Linked DNA regions of Homo sapiens: regions 2 and 3 are each linked to region 1. Evidence: chromatin contacts called from ENCODE Hi-C or POLR2A ChIA-PET data. All regions are on one chromosome and are shown on one strand. Each heading gives the region's core, a stretch centred on a gene start or an enhancer-like site at or near the end of the contact. The rest is flanking DNA. Distances are from core to core; before and after follow the strand shown. Region 1 overlaps AUH (AU RNA binding methylglutaconyl-CoA hydratase). Region 2 holds the start of LINC02937 (long intergenic non-protein coding RNA 2937). Region 3 overlaps AUH (AU RNA binding methylglutaconyl-CoA hydratase).

Region 1 (4,435 bases), core at 1,037-3,536:
CACCTTAGCCCCCCAAGTAGCTGGGACTACAAGTGTGCATCACCAGGCCTGGCTAATTTTTGTATTTTTTGTGGAGACAGGGTTGTGCCATGTTTCCTAGGCTTGTCTCGAACTCCTGGGCTCAAGTGATCTGCCCACCTTGGCCTCCCAGAGTGCTGGCATTACAGGTGTAAGCCACCGTGCCTGGCCCAGAAATGTTGTATTCTTTACTCATTTCTGTTTTTCATAATTTACATGGAGGTATCCACTGCAAACATAGAAGCCTAGTCACAGTATCACAGTGTTGACCGTGAGCCAAAAATGCCATTGTGCTAGCCTGCTAATAATAACAGTAAGTCCTCGCTTAACATCATCATTGGTTCTTGGAAACTGCAACTTTAAACAAAATGATGTACAGCGGCTCCTGAAATCACATCCTTTTGTTCATCCTTGTTCCTTTATAATGTTGTTGTGAGGGGAAATGGTTTTGTTACATGTTGTTTCGCTTGAAGTCCCAGTTTCCAGGAACCAACAATGTTATGTGAGGACTTACTGTACATATATAAGTGCATTTTGATATGAAACAGTGAGGACAAAAACTGGTATTATAAGCTTAAGATTTACGTACTAGTTATTTAAATTTCCGTGTCCCACCCCAGAGCTCATATATGTAATCTAGACCATATTCCCACTACCCCTGGGGGCACTCCCGCTTCCCACAGGCTTCCTTTGTATCACTCCTTTTAGGTTGTGCTTTCTTTGTCTAAAATCCAATATTGTTAGGAACTTATGCCCATATTTTTCTTCCTTATATTTCTAATAGTTGTAGGCATTTTTAGGAAAAAGTTATGTCCTTTATCTTGAGATGTTTTTGGTAGACTCCTTAGAGACAAAAATAACACATAATACAGAGTTGAACATTGAAAAATAAAGCCTCATGCAAAGGCAGTTAATCAAGGAAAGAACAGGCTTTTCAACTATTGGTTGTCCGTATGCAAAAGAATGAACTTCAATCCATAGTTCTCACAATATGTAAAAATTGATAAAAATGGATCACAGACTTAAAATGTAAAACCTAAAAACAGAAGTGCTTAGAACAAAGTTCAGGGAAAAATATCTTTCTCATTTTGGGTTAGAAATCTAAGGTTTCTTAGATGAGACACCAAGAACATGATCCACATGAGAAAAAAATAGAAATACTGGACTTACTGAAGTTAAGAATGTCTTTTGTCAGGACACTGTTAAGAGAATGGAAGTACGAGCTCCAGAATAGAAGAAGATATGTGTAAATCATATTTTTGATAAAGGACTTGTATCCAAAATTTGTAGAGAATTCTCTAAACTCAATAGTAAGAAAACAAAGCAACTTAGTTAAAACATGGTCAAGATATTTAAGCAGACACTTCACTAAAGAAAATGTAAGTATGGCAAATATGCACATAAAAAGATGCTCTACATCAGTAGTCTTTAGGGAAATACAAATTAAAACCACGATGAGACAATACTGAACACCTATAGAATGACTAAAATTAAAGACTAGTAAATGTTGGCAAGGATGTAGAACACTGGGAACTTTCACCAATGCTAGCATTATTGGTCACTAATTCAGAGAGAATACTAACAGTTTGGTGGCTGAAGGATTTTGGCCCTGGAGGACACAATGGGATTTGTTTTAAATTGGAGAATAGATTCCTTGTGCCAGAGCCCCATGTGTCAGGGAGGAGGGAGGGGGCAGGACAAGATGTGATCCAAGGAGATGGAGAGGCTGGGAATTGAGGTACTGTAGGCGTGCAGCTGTGAGAGTGAGAAAAATGGACCAGTGGGAGTGGGAGAGACAGGAGAGATGATCTGCATAAGAGTGTGACTGACTGAGGGGCGAGGCAGGGAAGGGGAATGGTGCTGTGGCAACCACCTTTATGGGGAGTGAGAGTTAGCTGCCCCCCTTACCCTCTTGCAGAGTAGCACTATCGGTTGAAGTTGATGGGTCTCTGCAGCAGTGTTTCTCTGTCCGGATGTAGACTCAGAAAAGGTTAAAAGGGTGATGCAGTGTACGGAGGAGAGTTTGCCAGCCATGTGCAGTGAGAGAGGAAAGAAGGCTTCACTGCAAAGAATGTGGCTGAGCTGTTGCAGCAGTGGGAGGAGGCTGTATGGAAGGGAATTGAGTGTGAGTAGGCTGAAGGATTGTCGGGGAAAGGAGGCAGGTAACAGAAGACTCAGCTGACTGTGGCTTAACAAGGCCTTGGGTATCTTTTTATAAGAAGTCTGGGAAGGCATTGCTGGCATGGCTCCGCTGCTGGCATGGCTCCGCTGCTTAGGCATGATGGGGACTACCAGACTTTCCAGCCTGCTGTTTTGCCATCCTCATCATGTGGCTTTTCAGCCATAGACTTGTCTTCTATTCCTAACTCTTGGATTTTGTGCTTTAGAAACAGCAGTTTTCCTTGTTAAATAGTCATTTATCCTTTATGCCTATTCTCTTAACGTTTATTTGCTTAGCTTCTAACTTCATTGTGTGCATATACCACCTTTAAACAAGTGTTTTGCCTTTGGCGTGATTTCTGACTTTAGCCTTATTCCTTCTAGCATGCTATTTCTAATTCATTTATTAGTTCTGTATTTATGTTATTTTGGTCCTCAGTGTTTCAGTTGCTCTGCAATCTTGTTTTTCATTTCAGCGTGTTCATTTGCCATCGCCTCTTTGAGTCTCATATATTGATTTTATGTCATCTCTAAATTATTTCATAGTAAGCACTTCTGGGAACTTTTCTTCAGTTATTAGTTAGGCTTTCTTAAATAAAAGACGGTGTCTTTAGGATGCCATGTGTGTGCCTTTGCTGTCCTCAGTAGGGGGCTTGTTTGGTTTGGTTTGCTTTGAGGAGTGGGGAGGCTGGCCTGTCTTGTCCAGTAACTATGCCATGTCTTTTGTTAATCTTCCACGTGGTTTTTTGTTTGTTTGTTTTTTTAGCATGAACCTCTGTCAGTATTCTTCTTCTTTTACACAGCGAGTGAGCTTTGGGTTGATTCTGGTTGAGGGCTCAGAATTGTTGTGGTGTTTCTTTTGCTTTTCCTCTTTGTCTGAGAGAATGGGAGGAGAGGAGGCAGGAATCACCCAGCAGGGCGGGAGGCCATGATTCAGCTTTGTAAATATCTTTTCCCAGGCTGCCTCCACCGAATCTGCTCATATCTGTTTCCTGTGAGACACACCCTTTGCTTAATATGGTTTCCCAGCTCAGGACAGGGGTCTGGCATTTTAGGACAGTAGGTCTCTGGTGTTTATGGGCCCTGCTCCTGTCCCCATCCCCGTCACATCTTGCCAGCTTTAGACAAGAAGGATGGGCACAGTCCATGAGTGTTTTTAGGGACAGCGCAGGGGTCAAAGGTGCACTCCCTCTAGAACACAGGGGAGGAGAGGGCCAGAGCAGGCTCCCCAGGCTTGCATCCTGGCTCCAGGCCCTACCTTAGGCCTCCGTTTTCTCATCTGTGTGGAGGAAGATGATAGTCCCTACATCCTGGGGTAGGTGGAAGGATTGAATGAGATAATGCCCATAAGTCACTTGGCACCCGTTTGCTTCTATCAGCAGATGTCAGCTCCAGTCATTGATGCTTCATAGACTTCTCACTCAGGCACTTCCTACTCAGTCATCTTGGTCCCACTGATCTTGTTTCATTTATTTTCACTTTTGCTTTACTTTTTACTCAACCCTTGCTTAATTGTTGGGGGTGATTAGTGATTAGGTGATTTTGATATTTTTCTTCTTTCTCCAGCTTTCCTCTTATCAGATAAAAACCAAAATGGCTGTCTTCTGTGGGACTCCCTGCTGAGAAGTGGGGCCTTGTTTCTCAAAAAGCGTTCTGATTTTAAAACTTTTCATTGGCTGCCATTGCACCCCTTTGTCTTCTCATGGGAAGAGGGTGTAATAGTCTCATACTTTTCACAGTTCTGCCCATTTGCCAACTCTGTGCCTGGGGTAGGCCATGCTTCCCCACGGGGCTCCTGGGGTGGGCCGTGGTTCCAGTTCCCACCTGCTGGGCCCACACTTGAAATCTCTTGTGTGTGCTCCCAGCCCTGCTCTTCATGCTTGTGCCATGCAACTGTGTCACTTCCTCTCTCGTTGCTTTTTTCCTCCCCACCTCTCATCCCTTCCCTCTCTGGTTATTCAACTAATTGTTGTTGCTCTGATTGAGTTCAAAGAGGGTGTCTAGGAATTAGTTGTGAGCTAGCTAAATAGAGAAATCTGCAATATACATTTTAAATTTGTAATCAATGCATATTTTGTTTTCAGTGTTTAAAGAATTTTTCATTTAAAATACTGACAGTATGGCTTACTTTTAACCTTTAACCTCTGCATCTCAAATAATTTTTCAGAGGTGCACCTTGGTAAATCCATTGTTGCCATAAACCATATTTTGTACAGTGACAATACTTTGATGGTTCTTGCTAGGAGAGCAGTAATTA
Region 2 (4,435 bases), core at 1,119-3,618, 84 kb after region 1:
TTTGATTTATTTCCAATGTTATTGCTGTTTCCTGGAACAATGAGTGTGGTTCGATTTTATTTTTATTTTTTAGTTGTGGACAAGGTCTCCATTGTCTAAGCCACTGTGAGAATTCAGGTAAATCATGGCCCATCCTGGGACAGTTCCTCCACATTCTTGCTACTCAAAGTGTGCTTCATGGACTAGTGGCTTCAGCCTCACCCAGGAACGTGTTAGAAACACAGAATCGTGTCACCGCCCCAGACCTCCTGATGCAGAATCTTCATTTTAGTAAGCGACCCACTGCCCCCGCGCCCCCTGATGATTTGGGTGCTCATTAAAGTTTGAGAAGCACTGTTGGAGCTTGCCCTGAAGTTGTAGTGCGCTCTTACGGATTTCAAACCAAAAAGCATTACCTCTGTGAAGCCAGTCTGGAGCCTGGCTAGACCTTCTCCACCACCTCGGGGGCTTCTTATGTTCCAGAGTCTAACACTCTGGCCAGATACCAGGGACCTTTCACCCTCAGAACCTGTGCTCACATGTGGCAGTGAGCAGTGCCTGCACCTCAAGGCACCGCATCTTCCCAGCTACAGTGGGCCTGGCTGCTCCAGCTGCGCCCAACATGTGTTAGTAGGGGAATTAAATACCCCTCTCACTCCCAGTTTTGTGTATTTAAAAAATCCTCGGAAGAGAGTGGTATATGAGGTTTGAGGCTTATCAGCAGCTGCAGCAGCACAGGCCACGTCGTAGCTGTGAGTCATAGACAAGCATGCACACTGTGGCTGCCTGAGGCCTCTGAGCTGCCTTCCTCAGTCCTTCCCTCTGCAGGGCTTGGGCGTGGCGAGGCGGCTTCTTCAGCAAGTGCTGCGGTCAGCGTAGCGGGATTCAGAGTGCAGCTTGTCTGAGTGTCCTCTGCTTCAAGTTCACCTCGGCTGTCATCCCCCAGCAGACCACACATGCCCAGGGGAATGACCCTTTCTTACCACTGCGTCTTCAGACTGGGGTTGCTTTCTCTCCATCTCACCTTCTCCTGTACCACCTGAGGTACTAAATCTTCCAGGAAACCTTCCTTGAATGTCTTCTGACATCCCAGTGAGGGGCTCCTGATATTCACTTCCATAGTGCTTTGGTCACCTACTGCAGCATAAAACCACTCCAAATTGAATTGCTTTGCTCACAATTGCACAGGCCAGGGATTTGGGCAGGGCTTGGCTAGGCGCTTTTCACAAGGTGGGTCTCCTTTGTGGATGCTGTTTGATGCTGTCCTCTGAAGCCTCCACTGGAGGCTGGAGCTGCCTGTCCAAGCTGGTGGCCTGACACTGCTGCGGGGAGGCACAGGTGGCACTTTGATGAAAGCACCTACACGTAGCCTGTCTCTGTGGCTGGGGCTCTCTCACGGCGTGGTGCCTGGGCTCTGAGAGAGGGGGTCCTGAGAGCAAGTGCTCCAGGAGACACAGCCGAAGCCACGGAGCTCGCTGTGGCCTGGTCTGGAACTTTCACACACCACAAATGCTGCATTTCTGTTGGGTCAAATGTGTCACATAAGTCTGCACAGACTCGGAAGGAGGAGACTTACAGCACCATGCTGTGGCAGGGACAGCAAAGACTGTGTGGCCACGCTTCCTCTATCATGCGTGGCCAGGGTCTTCCCCACCACGACTCCTCCCCTAGGCTGTGCCATCTCACAGGGCTGCCTCCAAGCACATGCCTTCCCCAGCACCACACTCAGTGCTGGCCCTGTGAACACATCTGTGGGACTGATGGAGTAGAAACCTGCTTCAGCAAAAGTCGGGGAGTGGCAAACCTGGGAATGTAGAGAAGCACTCTGTGTGCAACACGTATTTCTTACGTACGCAATGATGGCTGAAGTCCATGCGGAGTTTATCACTACTGGTCAGTTTCAGAGTGTAGGTCAGAACCCGTGAGCCTTCCTTGCCAGAACAGTTTGGAGTGTCACACGAGGACTTCAGCCTGGACACCAGAACCAGGTGGGCAGTGGGGCCCATCACGTGCCACTGTAGTGTGAAGGGACAGGGTCTGCCTGCTGGTCTGCCCAGGGAGAAGATACTCCTAGCTCTTCAGGCTCCTACTCAATCCCCTGACAGCACCCCTTAGCGAAAAGGCACCACCCTCGGCGTCAAGCGCATCTCTGAATGAGGGTCATGGTGAGCTTGTGTTAGGAAAATAGCTCTCTTGCCAATACGCAGGCAAAGTAAGCTTCTGCAATTCTCAAAGTCCCGAGTTTGCAGAATTTTATTTACAGCAAAATGTTGGTTTACCCACAAACATCCTGCTTGGCTAAATATATCTCCTGCTCCTAGAACAGGACCTGTGGTTTTCAAGCATGGGTTTTGGCCTCCCTTCAGCATGCTGGCATGCATGTGCCCTGCTCTTTCTCCTGTGATCATCGGCATGATAGGAGGCGAGTGAGGAACTCAGTGTCTTCTGACACAGGCATCTCACAACACCAGTGCAGCCGGACCGTTGTCTGGTAGGTCTCTGTGCACCCAGGAGGACCTGGGCCTGCGAGAAGTCTGGGGCCCACTGCTGGGTATGCTCGTTTCTTGAGCATCCGAGTCACCTTTACAGTCTGCGATGATTGACGAGGTCAAACAGGACTCACTTGCATTGCCGGGTCTCTGTGGCGACAGGGAGGACTTGGAGGTAGGTGTTCAGGTCAGAAGGGACAGTCCTGACTTCCTCCACCGCTGTCTGCAGAAGCAGAGGCTGAAGCCACAGGCTGCGGGGGTGGGGAGCATGCTCCAGGAAGTGGCTCTCGGTGCTCCTGTCCACAGCCTCTGCAAGGAGAGGCACAGGCCCAGGCAAAGAACACAGTATGGCAAGTGAGGAGAAGGGGAAAAAATCAAATTACACGCTGTTTCTCCTTTGATAGTAGGAAGGCAGGAGGGAAGGGAGCTATGTAGACACAGGAGACGCTCCCAGTTCTGCTGGAGCTTAGGCTGGCCCTGGAGCTAAGCTTTAGCAATCTCCAAGGGAAAAGGATTGTTTAACAGAAAAATGGGGCCGAGGAAATACTGGACTTCAAATGAGAAGAAACTTTTTCAGAATCTTCGTGGCCTTGGGGCTGGTTGTCCTTCCCAGAACCATACTTTGTGGCAGTGGGGAAGTCATCTCTGATCTGAATCCTCCCCGGCCAGGATGTCAAATGGTCATTTACAGAGAATTAGTAACTGACAGGGAGAGGAGAGAACACCCTTCTTTGCCTGTGAGTGATGGCTGAGTCACACGCAGTGTGCGGTGATGGGCAACCATTATTTTTTGTTTGCTGAAATAATTTCATGGTGCAGATTGGTAGGGAGAGTTCATTTTTGAGAAAAGTCAGTTTCCTGTATTTGAGCAAAGAAACCACAAATCATTCTTTAACATTAGTAAATTTCTGTAAAGCACGAGTTGTCCTAAGTGAGGTGCGAGTGACACGAATCTTTTCCTCAGGCACAGAACTGTCATTCCTGCACTCTTGCGAGCCAAGGGTTAAATATTCAGGAATGTTCTGCCACCTGTTCTCAGGCAGCAATTTGAGCCTGGGAGGCCGCCCAGACAAGGACATGACAGCCCCCTCATGCCCCTTGCAGTTCTGAATGCCTCTCATCAATCCCGGGGTCTTGGGGGAATGGCAGAAGGATCCCCATCACAGTGGGGTCTCCCTTTTCACTTATAAATGCGGCGGGGCTGTGCTGTGCCTTCCGAGTGAGGAAGGGCTCTCTTCAGCCCACTTCACAGAAGCCTCCCTGGCAATCCAAGACCCCTAGTCCAGCTGCAGATGGCAAAGGAGACCCAAAGCACAGGAAAAAAACGCTATGGATAACCCTCAACAGCACTGCAGTGGTCTGAGGCTACTTGAGGCTAAGGGTGCAGAAGACCAGCCCAGGCACAGGTGTCAGGGAAGGCCCTGTCCTCAAGCGTTGGGAAGGAGGTGCTCTTCCAATCAGCCTCTGTCCCCCAACTGAGGGAAAGAGTCCGGCCAGGGGCCACCTGGGACCACCCAAGCCCACTGCATCTTCTCCTCCTTTTCCATCTGGTGACAGCTGCATTTCCGTGGGTGGCCAGGAGGAGAGTTTTTGATTCCCTTGCTGCCATGAAGACATGTGTGAAGAAAAGAAGCTGAGCTCACTCTGAGCCAGGTGTTAGAGGGCTATGGAATGAGGGGCTTTGGTGCTGGTGCTGCCTGGGGATGTTGAGTGTGTGATGGCTCCTAGGATCTGAGCAGGGCCAGGAGGACGCACAGGAGGGCCGGGGCGCCACCAAAGGCAGGGAGAAGCCCACGTGGACGTCATCAGATCCCCTCTTTGTTATTTAACTGAGACTCTAGTCCAAGAAGGACACCGTGTTGCGGGCCTTGAGAGACCCCTGGCATTGGCGCTCCAGCCAGGCCCCTCTGTCCTGTTGCTGTGTCTGCACTGCCCTGGCTTCCGTATGTTTTTGCTGTATGGCCAGG
Region 3 (4,435 bases), core at 1,033-3,532, 66 kb before region 1:
CCAGGTATACATAGTCAATAAGCTGCAGGAGGAGTCATGAATATTTATGAAAGGAGAAACAGGCACATGCGCATTTGAGCTTCAGGCCTTTCCGTGGGACCCATGTGTAACAAATGGCAGCCAGAGCAGGATCTGAGGGTGGAGTCTTGGGACCTCTGCTGTCAAAAGATGAAACAGAGGGCTGGGCGCGGTGGCTCATGCCTGTAATCCCACCACTTTTCGAGGCCAAGGCGGGCAGATCACCTGAGGTCAGGAGTTCGAGACCAGCCTGGCCAACGTGGTGAAACCCTGTCTCTACTAAAAAAATACAAAAATTAGCTGGACGTGGTGGCGCACGCCTGTAATCCTAGCCTGTAGTGCCAGCTATTAGGGAGGCTGAGGCACGAGAATCGTTTGAACCTGGGAGGCGGAAGTTGCAGTGAGCCGAGATCATGCCACTGCACTCCAGTCTGGGTGACAGAGTGAGACTCCGTCTCAAAAAAGAAGAAGCAGATGACACGAAAAACTCTCATTGCGCCTCCTCTGTAGATGGGCCAGAACCACCCTGTGGTTGGTAGTCTCTTTATCAGGAAGAAATGCTGGTTGGTTGTTTTGACAGAACGGCAGAAGGGCGGGGCAGCATTCAGGCTGTTGGTTGAAATCAGCAGTGGCATCTTTCAAGGGCTGGTTTCTCTTTAGCCCGTTAGAAGAAAGCCTAATGGCGGCTATTGAGGGAGATGGTCTGACCTCCCATCACATCATAGCTACGAATTCAGCCTCTGAGGTTTCTCTGTGGTCCCCTTGGCCAAAAGAAGGTCAGTTCAGTTGGTTGAGGGGCTTAGAATTTTTTTTTTTATTTCTCATTATTTTCAAGGGAAGCCAAGATTTTACATGTCTAGAAAAATAGCTCTTGGGCTTTTGGTTTTAAGGTGTTTTTTTTTTTTTTTTCCTTCTTTGAGAGAGGGTCTCCCTGTGTCGCCCAGGCTGGAGTGCAGTGGTGCGATCTCAGCTGTCTGTAGCCTCGACCTCCGGGGCTCAAGTGATCCTCCCACCTCAGCCTCCCGAGTAGCAGGGATGGGCTCTACCATGCCCGGCTAAGTTTTGTGTTGTTTCGTCATGTTTCCCAGACTGGTTTCGAACTCCTTGACTCAAGTGATCCTCCCGCCTTGGCCTCCTGAAGTGCTGGGATTACAGGCATGAGCCACTGTTCCTGGCCCCCTACTTTTAAGGTTTTTGACATTAAAACTTTTCTTGAAACTTTTTCTCTTTGATGGGAGAGAAAAATCCTTTTGCATGTCTAACAAAATGCGTTTATGGGCAGGCACAGTGGCTCATGCCTGCAGTCCTAACACTTTGGGAGCCTGAGGCGGGCAGATCACCTGAGGTCAGAAGTTTGAGACCAGCCTTGCCAACATGGTGAACCCCCATCTCTACTCGAAGTACAGAAATTAGCCAGGCGTGGTGGCACGTGCCTGTAATCCCAGCTACTCAGGAGGCTGAGGCACGAGCATCACTTGAACTTAGGAGGCGGAGGTTGCAATGAGCCGAGATCGTGCCATTTGCACTCCAGCCTGGGCGACAAGAGTGAAACTCGGTCTCAAAAAAAAAAAAAAAAGAGCGTTTATGGACCAGATACTGCACAGAGGCCTCCATCTTTCTTTCTGGCTCTCTTTTCACTAGTTCTTCTCATAAAGTTTGTTCATTTTCTTTTTTTTTTTTTTTTTTTTGAGACGGAGTCTCGCTTTGTCGCCCAGGCCGGACTGCGGACTGCAGTGGCGCAATCTCGGCTCACTGCAAGCTCCGCCTCCCGGGTTCACGCCATTCTCCTGCCTCAGCCTCCCAAGTAGCTGGGACTACAGGCGCCCGCCACCGCGCCCGGCTAATTTTTTGTATTTTTAGTAGAGACGGGGTTTCACCTTGTTAGCCAGGATGGTCTCGATCTCCTGACCTCATGATCCACCCGCCTCGGCCTCCCAAAGTGCTGGGATTACAGGCGTGAGCCACCGCGCCCGGCCAAGTTTGTTCATTTTCTGAGAGAAGAGCTTCTAGGCTTATTTTTGTCTTGGGAGGAAGTGACTTGGCCAGTGGATGTTCATGGATACTGATGGTGGAGGATCCTGCATTGTACTGTTAAAATTATGGGAGGCCATTGTTTTGGACTGAGCTCCTGCTCAAATCCCCAGCAGACCAGATTAAATTGATATAGTCACTCCTGCAAAATGCCACATAATCAAATTGAAACTTTATTAAGGAAGCAGACGGATTCCAAAACAGACCGGTTTTTCCTGAAAGCAGGAGATTCCAGTCTACCTGAATCAGCTCAGTAAGTCTACTCTGCTTTAACCCTTGCCAAAAAAACAACCCCCCCCGCAAAGCCTGATGTAACCTGTTAACCAATTAGTTTTTTTTCCTCTTGTCCTGTTTTCTTGTTTCTACCTTACTTTAAAACCCACTGTTCTGCCATTGCCTCATGGGAACTTTTATTCTATTTTGTAGAATGGAGGCTGCCCTGCCTCATGAATCACAAATAAAAGGCAATTGGATCTATAACTCAATTTGTTAGATTTTTGTCTTTGACAGTACTTACGGGCCTGCTTCCTATACAGACCCTCCAGTAATTAAATGCCTTGGCAGTGGTGTACTGGGGCCTGCTCACACTGACTCCAGGTGATTGTTAAATTTTCAGGAATTTTTTTTTGTTTGTTTTAAAAAAAAGATAGGGTCCCACTCTGTTGCTCAGGCTGGAGTGCAGTGGCACGATCTCGGCTCACTGCAGCCTCCACCTCTTGCGTTCAAGTAATTCTTCCACCACAGCCTCTTGAGTAGTTAGAACTACAAGCGTGAGCCACCACGCCGGCTATTTTGTATTTTTTGGTAGAGACAGGGTTTCGCCATGTTGGCCAGGCTGGTCTTGAACTCCTGGCCTCAAGTGATACCCCCACCTTGGCCTCCTAAAGTGCTGGGATTACAGGCATGAGCCATGACTCCCAGCCTAATGTTCAGAAATTTTGTGAGCTGGCTGTTGAACCATAGGCATCTTTAAATTGTGGCAGTATTAGTACTGATACAAATCAGGGTTCACCCTTGTCTGTTGGGTACCATTTTCCCCTCTTGCCTCCTGTTATATTCACATTTTCTACAACTGGAGAATTGATGGGATCTGAAAGGCAAATGTATTTTCTCTTTGGCAACCGTGATTTCCTGTACTCTGTGTGTTTTTAATGAAAGAGAGTTTATAAGCAACTTACAGACATGACTTATTTGAAAGCTCTTCTGTTTTATTAAAATAGAGATCAGAAAGCAGTTCTGTATTTCATTCAGAGTCACTAAATTTACTTTATTGTTCCTAGTATCTTAGAAAGTCTGTTCTTAAACAGTAAAATCCTAGAATAAAATTGAGTTCTTTTGTTCTTTAAAAAAAAAAAAAAGTCATGTGACTATTTTTGAGATGTTTCATTCAAAGGAAATGGTGAATTTTTAGATTTCTAAAATGTTAATCATTGTTACAAGTCCCCTTCCCTCTTGAAGTTTAGGTTGCCTGGATTAGAAGCAGTAAACTGATTATTTTGAAATATTAGGCATCAGCAAGGCTACACAGCAATGAAATTATCAGGATCTATTAACAGCTGTTGTTTCTTACCATTCCTTCTAGGGCTTCCTGGTGTGCACCTTCCTTCCAGTAGTTCGTGGTGGCAGTGTTGACATCACTATTGGGACCCATATTGTGCACATTAGCAGTATAGAATATGGGGAGTGGACATGTTAATTACCTCACTGAGGGCCATTCTTGCCCTTAGTAACATTTAAATTAGATGATATTTCAAGATGAGATAGAAAACATTTTTAGAATTCTCTAAGTGGAAACTCTAAAGGGATAGACCTAGTTCTCTCAAGTTGAGACATCAAAGAATTGTTACCTAATGATAAAGAAATATTTAAAATAGGTTTTCATTAGAATTTTAGATTACAGAATTTAGTGTGAGGCAATCATGTTTTTGTAAATGATCTTCCACAGTAATCCTTTAAAATGCCAGCATTCATAACTTCTTTTTCTTTCTCTGATGAAATAAAATTGCAAAAGCTTTAATTTAGCAGTGTAAATGCAAAGCTGAATTGAAATACAGGTAATTATGTTAAAAGGGACAGCTGACAAAATTCATGTATTTAACAATTTTTTTCTTAACATTTATAAGGTTTTATAGAAAGAAATAATTTAATTTTGGAAATTTTCAGTCTCTGGATCTGTTCTTCATGTGATTGAAAATCTACTGTCCATATTCATTTTTCTATGAAAAAAGCTCTCTCTTTGAAATACAAAGAATATCTTTGTATAACTGAATGAAAAAATTCTGTGTGAAAAATCTGATGTAAGTTTTATGGTATAAACCTCTTTTCAAGCAGTGCTTCTCATTTTATTTTTGTTAGCATGTCTTTCAGTTTGAGAATTGGGATACAT

What was found. Hi-C counts contacts between places; a loop is a spot of excess contacts on that map. ChIA-PET counts read pairs that join two places held with the same protein, here RNA polymerase II (POLR2A). Pooled maps may share reads with other maps.
Region 2: a pooled map shows a loop between it and region 1 (3-fold over the local background). The contact joins the promoter of LINC02937 here to the enhancer-like site in region 1. A Hi-C loop is called at or near these places in 3 of 168 maps with a recorded cell type or tissue (endothelial cell of hepatic sinusoid, naive thymus-derived CD4-positive, alpha-beta T cell and natural killer cell), 1 of 37 single-sample maps with no recorded cell type and 9 of 50 pooled maps. POLR2A ChIA-PET finds 5 or more read pairs at or near these places in 6 of 52 experiments (activated CD4-positive, alpha-beta T cell, activated CD4-positive, alpha-beta memory T cell, activated CD8-positive, alpha-beta T cell and 2 more).
Region 3: POLR2A ChIA-PET joins it to region 1 with 12 read pairs in activated T-cell. The contact joins two enhancer-like sites. POLR2A ChIA-PET finds 5 or more read pairs at or near these places in 3 of 52 experiments (Panc1, activated CD4-positive, alpha-beta T cell and activated T-cell).

The regions. Positions count from the first base shown.
Region 1 is chr9:91,244,769-91,249,203 of GRCh38, reverse strand. The region is part of intron 6 of AUH (AU RNA binding methylglutaconyl-CoA hydratase); the gene reads left to right. Among named protein-coding and RNA genes, the nearest start is that of LINC02937, 84 kb to the right of the region's middle. Within about 2 kb of position 2,286, at least 3 of the 41 ENCODE cell types and tissues checked have a DNase peak (open chromatin) inside an H3K27ac peak, as active enhancers do.
Region 2 is chr9:91,161,213-91,165,647 of GRCh38, reverse strand. It overlaps LINC02937 (long intergenic non-protein coding RNA 2937), which reads left to right and starts at 2,368. Exons shown (of 6, transcript NR_184105.1): 1 at 2,368-2,643. The region is part of intron 2 of LINC00484 (long intergenic non-protein coding RNA 484); the gene reads right to left. RefSeq lists enhancers at 667-961, 2,359-2,408.
Region 3 is chr9:91,310,983-91,315,417 of GRCh38, reverse strand. The region is part of intron 4 of AUH (AU RNA binding methylglutaconyl-CoA hydratase); the gene reads left to right. Among named protein-coding and RNA genes, the nearest start is that of AUH, 49 kb to the left of the region's middle. RefSeq lists enhancers at 1-257, 258-759. Within about 2 kb of position 2,282, at least 6 of the 41 ENCODE cell types and tissues checked have a DNase peak (open chromatin) inside an H3K27ac peak, as active enhancers do.